Linked DNA regions of Mus musculus: region 1 is linked to region 2. The links are chromatin loops, found by intact Hi-C in ENCODE. Cell type or tissue: left cerebral cortex. All regions are shown on one strand.

The links. Peaks named below come from ENCODE experiments on the same cell type or tissue, not always from the same donor. Only the 100,000 strongest peaks of a DNase experiment are listed, where the experiment ranks them.
Region 1: a loop joins it to region 2, with 2.7 times the contacts of the local background. A loop is called at or near these places in 6 of 42 quality-filtered maps.

Annotation. Positions count from the first base shown.
Region 1 is chr8:73,230,723-73,235,722 of GRCm38, reverse strand. The region is part of intron 1 of Large1 (LARGE xylosyl- and glucuronyltransferase 1); the gene reads left to right. Among named protein-coding and RNA genes, the nearest start is that of Large1, 120 kb to the left of the region's middle. In left cerebral cortex, a CTCF peak has its summit at 2,212 (motif pointing left); DNase peaks (open chromatin) are centred at 1,327 and 2,216; H3K27ac peaks cover 389 bases.
Region 2 is chr8:73,001,544-73,006,543 of GRCm38, reverse strand. The region is part of intron 6 of Large1 (LARGE xylosyl- and glucuronyltransferase 1); the gene reads left to right. Among named protein-coding and RNA genes, the nearest start is that of Mir28b, 12 kb to the left of the region's middle. In left cerebral cortex, a CTCF peak has its summit at 2,508 (motif pointing left); a DNase peak (open chromatin) is centred at 2,482.

The sequences.
Region 1 (5,000 bases), 230 kb before region 2:
TGATTAATATTCTCACTTGCTCTCAGAGTCTTCCCATATTGGACACTCAGGGCTGTAGTTGGTAGTTGTAGATGAAGAAACCGAGTGTAGAGAATTTGTCCACATGGAGTTGGAATTCTGATCTGTGTTTTAACTGGCTCCTCTTACTTTCACTGCCTCTCCATCCTGAGAGCAATTTGCCTAAGAGCACATTTGTAGGCTGAAGTCCTCTATGTCCCAGACTGAGCCTTCTGGACAGCTGGGATGGCTGGTCCCTGAGTCCCCCTCCCCCATCTTCCAACTAAGCTACCAACTTCATGTGGTCTAGAGACTGGGGATAGACTGTTCTTTATTAACATTTTCAATTATTCACAAGTTAATATATCGACATCATGTGGGTCCTAGAAGCTTCTGGATTTTTCAATAGGGAGTGGGCATCTCATCAAACATAAACATATTTTCTTCAGGTTCAGAGCCTTATAATAAAGGAGCCCTGATTTTGCCTCAGCAGTAGTAAATTTAATTTTTCTTCATGTTGCAGCATACAGAGAGGCCTTATAGAAAAACTGGAAAATGAAATACAGAGAAAGGAAAAGAAAACCATTGTAGCCTATTCCTTCTTTATTAGAGTTCTTTATTTTTTAGGTTCATTTGAATGAAAGCCAGTGTTCTCAACCCCTTCCCCATTTTTATGACTGTGACAGGTAAGTAGTGAAAGGAGTGTCTTTAAAATAGGGCTTGGGCTTGCCTCGCTTAAGGCAGAGGACCATATTTCCAAGAAGTCAAAAAGTTTGTGGATTAGCAGGTGTCTTTTGCAGGCTGTAGCCAGGGAGAAGGGCTTGCCGTGTGTCTGGGGGTGGGGGGGTTGGAGGAACACTGAAAATGACAGTGGCCATCACCATTCTTGTCCAAGAGCTAATCTTTTTGTGCATCTTGTGGGTGTGTGATGTATGCACAGAGTATGTGTGGGTACAAGTCTGAGGAGGGTGCTGGGTGTCTGCTGTTACTTGCCAATATATTCTTTTGAGACAGGGTTTCTCACTGAACCTAAAGTTCCTGTTTCACCTAGGCTGATAGTGAGGTCACTAGGATGACCAGCCTGTCTCCATCCCCCTAATTTTCAGGTTATAGAAAGATACATCCAGAAGCAAGTTTTTTTGCTTTTTGTTTTTTGTTTTTTGTTGTTTTTTTTTAACTTGGATACTGGGGCTTTGAACTCAGATCCTCTTGTGTTCACAGCAAGTGCTTTTATCCATCTCTTCAGTTCCAGAAGCTGATTTTCTGAGTGTAGATCGTAGTGCATCTTGTGGGTGTGTGATGTATGCACAGAGTATGTGTGGGTACAAGTCTGAGGAGGGTGCTGGGTGTCTGCTGTTACTTGCCAATATATTCTTTTGAGACAGGGTTTCAAAAGTGAACCTCACTCCTGACCTAAATTTGTTTCAGGTTTGAGGATGGCAGCTGGTTACTTTAAGGGCTTTCACTTCCTACACTGCTAATATAAGAAAGAGAAAGAGCTTTAAGTCCTTTTGTAAATAGATAACTCGGGTTGTAGGAAGCCATGGTTCCGTGTTTCTCAGGGCTTTCTTTGCCTTTGTCTTGGTGGATATTGTGTATATTAAGCAGAAGTTGAGACTGTCTTTTCTGCTTGAATCCTGGAGAAGACTGGTCTCCTATCAGCCTTAGGATTTTGGCTAAATCCTTTTCTATTTCAGTCAGGATATTTTTAACATTACAACATTTTTCTGACCCTAGGTGATGGGGGTGGGGGACGGACTGATGTTAGTTTTAGAGCATTTTTTCTAGTTTTTGTTTGGGAAGCTAGTGGGAATAGTGACGCTATATTGTGCAGTCATCTCTGAAATGCCTGTGTATACAGCTCATTAATCTTTCTGGCACCACAGAAGAGCATGGCCCATCCCTGATCCTTGGTCTCAGTCTACTCTGACCACATTTACCATCTTGGGTACTTTCGGTGCTAAGGTTATTCATGGTTATTAAAGGAGACTGTTCTTGGCTTAGAGTGGATGTTCTGTGTTAGTGTCTTTCCAAGCTTTCCTCAACTTCCTTCCCGTTTCCCTTCTTCTTCCCTTTTCCTACTTCCCTTCAACTCTCTACAGCCACCCGTTTCCCCTTTCAGCAATGTCATTTACCAGTCCTGGATCTCATCAATTCAGCTAAATGGACTTTTTAGTGTGCTACATAGATCTAGCCGTCTCTGCCCCCTAGTGCTAGGATTATAGAAGGCATGAGCTAAGATTCCCAATTACTAAAGCCTTCCTCCTCCTTTTCTCTATGTGGGCACTAGGGATCCAAACTTGGCTCTTCATTCTTGTGAGGCAAACACTGTAGAAACTGAACTGTTTCTCTCTTTTCTCCTTATGGGTGTAGTTTTAGAAAGTTCCTGAATTTCTCTTTTCTAAGAACGGGAAAAATGTTACCTAGGGAAGGGATAGGGAGGCAGTGGTATGGACCAGTCGAGGGCCTGGCAACTGATTGCTCCGACAGTGGCCATTAACTTTCAACAAAAGTTTAGAAGGGACTTTCAAACTATAGCAGATAGCTTTGATTTTTGTTTTTGTATCATCTCTCCTTTTAGAGATTCCCCCGGACATGTCTTGTAACGTCTGGTTTCTAATCCCAGAATATCTGTACCCAGGGTGTTGTGCATGCTGTCTCAGTAAGACTGATTTAGGAGCAGATGTCAGGGTGTCTGAACTTCAGTTCTACCACTGGCTAGTAGGGAACATTAGACTCTTCAGGTTGCTTTTTTGGCTTCCTTAATCAGATGGAAATAGGGACAGTTTCCATGAAATCTGCCTATGGATGTTTGAGTAATGAGTATGATTATTTTATAACCTTTATTGAGTCAGATGACATTACTATTAAGATGACACAAATAAGATCATATTTTTCTAGGAAAAATAATGGTAGTTGTAAGTAGGAATCTGAGTTGTAGCATTTGTAGCCCTGATGGCAGTAATGGTAGCCCCCATGGTAGTAGCTGGTGAATGTGGGTCCTCATAATGGGCCTTTGGCTTGCTGGCCAAAGAAGTTGAAGGGTTTTCCTTGAAATGGTCTGTGCTGTGTTGTAGCACTTTCCCTAGATACTTTTCTTCTGAATGCAGTCAGCCCATGCTAAAATGTCTTCTCAATAGCAAAATTTCCAACAATAAAATTAAACCAAGGATATATAACAATGTTATAGAAAAGTTTGTAAAGTAGTATTTCTCTTCCTTCCCCAGTAGAAAAGAGTAAATGTCATTTAAGCTTTGTATTACATGACTTACTTTCCCTCTGTGTCATACAGAAGTCACTGATGTATAAGGTCAAGTTTACTGCCAGGATTCAAGGCCACAATGTCTTGTTCCCTCCTTCCCAGACCTGGTTCTCACTGTTAATTTTTTATTATTATTATTATTATTATTATTATTATTATTATTATTATTATTACAGCTGTTTGGTCTTATGTGCCTAAACTACTTGGTGAAGATTTGAAAGTGACTGCAGGCTTTTCCATGGATGTCACATAGATGTTTTTATTTCAGTTATTGATTGCATCAATCATGAGAATTTCTCATTTTCTCCTAGGGAAAAAAAAAAGAGTTATTTTCTCATTTCAAATTCTCCCTAACTAACATAAATTATAATATAAGGTTTGCATTCTTTATGTTCTCTTAAGGAAATTTTATTTATAGCTTATTGTTTTGGATAGACTTTACTGATGTTCACCTTGAAAGGACATGTGCCTACAGGCATTTTGAGCATGGGGAGTAGCATGGGGGTGGGAGATGTTAAAAGTTCTGAAGTTATCTAAATAAATATTCTGCCTCTGTATTTTTCTGAACACAAAATGCACAGCAGCCACCATTCCTAGAAACATATGCCAATTGTAGCTTACATTTTGCTGAATTTGAGAAGCTGGTATGGCCGACAATCAGATGCTCAGAATGAGGACTTTAAAAATGTCTTTGTGACAGGTTGGACACACTTAAACCTTGGTCGAGTTTCAGAGAGGCGCAACTTGGTCTTTCATCATAAATTTGAAGGCAAAAAGATACATGGAAATCTCTAGGTAGTATGAATTGTTAAGTCTTTCTGTTGAGTTACAGATACTGAAAGGGAAAAAAAAAATCTTAGATGTCTTTTTATTCCCTTAACAAATACTTCCTTGCTTTTGAAGCAGTTGAAGTGTAGTGCACTGGAGCTTAAAATGTCTTGGGTATAGAGTAAAAAGACTTGGTTTAAATTCTATGCCCTTGCATGATCCAGCGAAAGAAACTTTCTCTCTGCAAATAGTCACTCAGTGTCTTGGGAGGTGCATGTCTCAATGTTGAGCCAAGTACATATTTGCAGGTGCTGTAGCATGTACATTTCTACATATGGTGGCAGGTGCATTTTCAGGTGCCAAAGTAGGTACATTTCCAGGTGCTATGGCAGGTGTATTTTGGAATGCTGTGGTGGCTATATGTCCAGGTACCTTACTTACTAAGTTGTAAGACAGATGCAGTGGATACAGACAGTAACTAGCTACTCACTGGATTCCTGCTCCCTTGGCAGAATTTCATCAACTCCTAAATCTTTCCTTCCAGTGTTGGGCTGCAGCCTCTTACAAGACCTTACAATTTTCTGAAATACTTATGTTCCTTAGACATTGATACTCTCTACAAATATCAGGCTACTAAAGGAACTATTCCTTGCAAAAGCTAGCTAGCCACTGTTGCCAGCTCAGAGTTGACAGTTCTTAGCCCCCACCTCACAGTGATAGAAGTTGCAAGGACTTATCTGCACCATGCTGAGACAAAGTGGTGAAATGGGAGACTCACTTTCTCATTGAGGCCTTTGCTTTGAGTTATAAAGATTTTTCTTTTCTCTCTCTTCCTTTGCGTTTTTTGAGGCTGGGTCTATATAGTCTTGGCTGTCTTGGAACTCCATAAGAATTACACACACACACACACACACACACACACACACACACACACACACACACACACGGTTGGCCTCAAACCCACTAAGATATA
Region 2 (5,000 bases):
TCTCAACTTCCTGCTTGCTTGCTCATCCTCTTGAAGATTATGTCTCCAGACAGCCATGCCATTCCTCATTCCTTGAAGTTTCCATTCAGATGTCACCTTAGCAAAGGACCAGCAGTTTACAGTCTTTACATTGGCTTATCATTTGCCTCTGTACTCACCCTTGGAACATGTCAGCTCTTTGGGGCTTACAGAGTACAGTATACAGTTGATGCTCAAGACTTGTAGATGCACAGTATTTGTGGGTGAGCAGTACTAGTGGGTGCACAGTATTTGTGGGTGAGTAGCACTTGGGGGGTGCATGTGCTAAGGGGCTTATTACTTAGAAAGACAGATCAGGTGGCCTGGAAAGCACAAATGTTCACACACTCACACCAAATTTTGTATATGCTTAGAGATTTTAAGAAATGACATAACTTTTTCAGATCAGTTTTACCGTTTCAATTACCTCCAATGTTATGTGAAAGTTCCTTTGCATTACTTGAAATGGATCTTTTTTAAACTGGTCTGGACGGTGTGATATATATATATATATATATATATATATATAGTATTTGTGGTTTGCATGTAAATGTCCAGATGACTGATGGTTGCATGAATCTCTTCATGTAGTTACTTCTTACCCAGCTACCTTACGTCATAGAATGTCTATTAGAATATTCTGCCTCATAAAAACAAGTTGTTTAGCCAGAGATGGTAGCTCATTCCTGCAATCCCAGCACTTGAGAGGTAGTGGTAGAAGAATTGAGAGTTAAGACTAGCCTCGGCCACATAGCAATTTGGAAACTATCCTCAATTATAAAAGACCCTGTTGCAAAGAAAAGTATTTATCTTTATTATTGAATTGTAAGACTTTTGTATGTATCTTAGGTATAGGTTGACTATCAAATATATATATACATTCCAACATTGCCCCCCCCCACCATCAAAAGACAATCAAGTTCTCTATTTCTTAGAGCCCTTTCAGGGCTAATGCTCAGTGAATGTCTTAAGTCAAGACACCAAGCCCTCTGCTTGCATAGCACATTCCTCTATGGAATTCTCACTCCTGGAATTGGGAGAAAGGCCACACCGTGGCCTGGAGATTACACTCGAGACCTCTTCCTCTCTGCTGTGGCTTTTGCAGACCACAAGGGTGCCAGTTTCTCATCTGTTACCTTTTCTCATTGACAGTAGCCGAAATGAGCCCAGAGCTGCCCTCTACTATGCTGAAAATACCTTGTAGCTGCACAGCTTTCTATTGTCTCTTCTGTCACAAAATTAATTCATTTATTCAGTAAACATGTATGGAGTTCCTGTCATATGCCGAGTACTCTTCTAGACCTCACGGTTTACTGCAGCTAACTACAGATGACCCAACTCCCTACTTTCTGGAGCTGGCCTTTGTTAGGAGGTCTGAGAGGAGGGGCGTGGTATGCAATGGTATGACAGGACTTGTCATCTGTCCGTGGTGACCTTCGCATTTACAGTGGTAAAGAACAATGAGCATTTGGACCCAAAGCCTAAAATTCTAACACCCAGACCACCCAGTTAGAATCAGAGTGAGGAGCTTGTGGTCTGAAGTCACACTTTGGGGTACTATCCGGGCTCAACTCTATTCAATAGTGTCTCCAGTGAGATTTGAGTCCAAACTCTACCCAGGGACCACCTCATAGGAGTATGGTTTCCTATGAGTACACACCACACCTAAAGCATTCACCACAGTTGGTATCCACATTGTCACTCTTAGTGAAGCTGGGCAAACCACTTTTCCTGGCTCTTGAGTGTCCCCCTGTATAAAAGAACTGCTGGTGACAGCTCTCCATATTTCTTTTTCTGATTGAATGAGCATCACACCTAGGCTAGTTATGCCTTTGCTCTGTGTAGTCTGACCCACTAAAATAAGGCTATGCATATTTAAGTAAGTGTGTATGTGTATGCATGCACTCACAATGACACACATATTGTGTATATACACACACATACATGTATGTATGTGTATGTTTAAATATGTATGTATATTACAATTTAAACACATACACCACATAAATTGAAACAAGGTCATTATTAGCTTCTCGGTCTCTAGATTTTCATTTGTCATTGCCATCGCATACGTTGGGAATGTTGCCAGGTAAGAAAACTTATTTCCTGCCCTTCAAGCTCCAAGCTTCTGCTACTCATTATTACAGGGAGACTATACCTAGTTTCTTCTTACAGGTATGTTTGTTTTATTTCTGTTTGTTCTACTTCCAGTTCCGTGGAGATAAAATACGCTGAAAGTAAGGAAAGAAATGGTTTCTTATAGCTGACAATTCTGGGTTACAGACTGATGACAGCAAGGAAGTCACAGTAGCCGGAACTGAAAACAGCTGGTCATATCACATCCACACTTGAGAGCAGAGAGACAAATGCATGCATGCATTCTTAGTGCTCAGCTGCCTTTTTCTACTGTTATATAGTTGAGGGTCCCAAACCAGGGAATGGTGCTGCTCACTTGCAGCCTGTGCCTTCCCTTATCGATTTAAGCAGTCAAGGCACTGCCCCCTACAGGCCAACCTGATCTAGGCAGTCCCTCATTGAAATCTGCTTTTCTTTCAGGGTTTCTCTGTATAGCCCTGGCTGTTCTGGAACTCACTCTGTAGGAAATCCACCTGCCTCTGCCTCTGCCTCCCAAATGCTAGGATTAAAGGCATGCAATGCCACTACCAGGCCTAGCTTTTCTTATTACCCTGAAATTAGTCTTGATTACCTTTAAATTATTCAAGATTGACCACCATGCAAAGTGGTTTCTTCTTTCATTAATCTCACTATCTGGCTGCATTTGTATAATTTTTTTTTCCTAGCCAGCACAATATGTTCCCCCTGTAAGCAGGCCTCTGTGAAATTCCTCTAGCTCTCATATGGCTTTGTTCAGTGGTCACACTGGAAAACATCCCAAAAGCCGTGCTGCTTCCTGTGTTTCCAAAACAAATGAGGGATCCCCTGGCATTAGGTTCTTCCTTTTAAAAAATCATTAGTGAAGATGACACAGCATACCAGGCATAGCATATAGAAGACATCATAAAAAAATAGCATTGGATGTTTTTTTCTCTATATTATAAAGGCTGTATGCATAGAGTATTTATTAGAAACTGGAGACAAGGGACAGAATGCATTTGTCCCACATCCACATCATAGGGATCAGTGCTTATTTCTGCTCTTCCTTCTGTATATTTTTAAAAACATTTATTTTCCTCCTCTGTGTAGCACTGGTTCCTAATTTTTCATTTCATTTAGCATTACTGATTGTTGTAATAGCTACTGGCTGGTAAGCTTCAGTCTACTGCTAAGTCATCATCCTTTGCAGATCTTCTCTTGTTTTTATACACTGAAAATGTCTCTAATTTTTTTTTCTTCCTCCATTTGAAAATATTATCAAAACTTTGTACTTGAAATCTGGAACTCCAGTGCTGAAGACGCTAAGTAAAACAAAAGGTTCGCCGTGAGTGGAGGCCAGGCTGGGCTACCTGGCAAATTCAAGGACACACTGAGCTGCATGGTGATTTTGATGCCAGCCTAAAATTCAGCACAGTGAGTGAGACCCATGGGCCTCAAAGGGAAAGGAAAAAGTCAATTTCAAATGCCTTTGCTATATTGGAGATTTTTCAAAATTAGTATCTTAGCATAAATTATCTGAGTGTGATTTCAGGGGAAGGGATTATTTGTTCTTAGAGTCACACCAAGGTATTTTATATTATTTGTGACAATTGTGAAAGATGTTGATTCCCTAATTTCTTTCTCAGCCTGTTTATCCTTTGAGTAGAGGAAGGACACTCATTTGTTTGAGTTAATTTTATATCCAGCTACTTTGCTGAAGTTGTTTAGCAGGTTTAGGAGTTCTCTGGTGGAAATTTTGGGGTCACGTAAGTATACTATCATATCATCTGCAAATGGTGATATTTTGACTTCTTCCTTTCCAATTTGTATCCCTTTGACCTCCTTTTGTTTTCTAATTGCTCTGGCTAGGACTTCCAAGTACTTTATTGAATAGGTAGGAAGAGAATGGGCAGCTTTGTCTAGTCCCTGATTTTAGTGGGAATGCTTCAAGTTTCTTTCCATTTAGTTTGATGTTGGATACAGTTTGCTCTATATTGCTTTTATTATGTTTAGGTATGGGCCTTGAATTCCTGACTTTCCAAGACTTTTATCTTGAATGGGTGTTGGATTTTATCAAATACTTTCTCAGCATCTAATGAAATGATCATGTTTTTTTTTTCCTTTGAGTTAGTTTATGTAGTGGATTATGTTGATGGATTTCCATGTATTGAGCCATCCCTGCACCCCTGGGTTGAAGGTCCCTTTGATGTGATCTTGGATTAGGTTTGCAAGAATTTTATTGAATAATTTTGCATTAATATTCATAGGGTAAATTGGTCTGAAGTTCTTTTTCTGTATTGGGTCTTTGTGTGGTTTGGGTATCAGAGTATTTGTAGCTTCTTAGAATGAATTGGGTAGAGTACCTTCTGTTTCTATTTTGTGGAATAGTTTAAGGAGTATTGGTATTAGGTCTTCTTTGAAGGTCTGATAGAACTCTGCACTAAACCCATCTGGTCCTGGGCTTTTTTTGGTTGGGAGACTATTAATGACTCTTTCTATTTCTTTAGAGAATATGGGACTGTTGAGATCGTTTATCTGATCCTGATTTAACTTTGGTATGTGGCATCTGTCTAGAAAATTGTCCATTTCATCCAGATTTTCCAGTTGTGTTTAGTATAAACTTTTGTAGCAGGATCTGATCATTTTTTGCATTTCCTCTGTTTCTGTTTCTATGTCTCCTTTTTCATTTCTGATTTTGTTAATGAGGATACTGTCTCTGTGCCCTCTAGATAGACTAGCTAAGGGTTTATCTATTTTGTTGATTTTCTTAAAGAACCAGCTCCTAGTTTGGTTGTTTCCACTTGATTAATTTTAGCCCTGAGTTTGATTATTTTCTGCCATCTATTCCTCTTAGGTGTATTTGCTTCCTTTTGTTCTAGAGCTTTCAG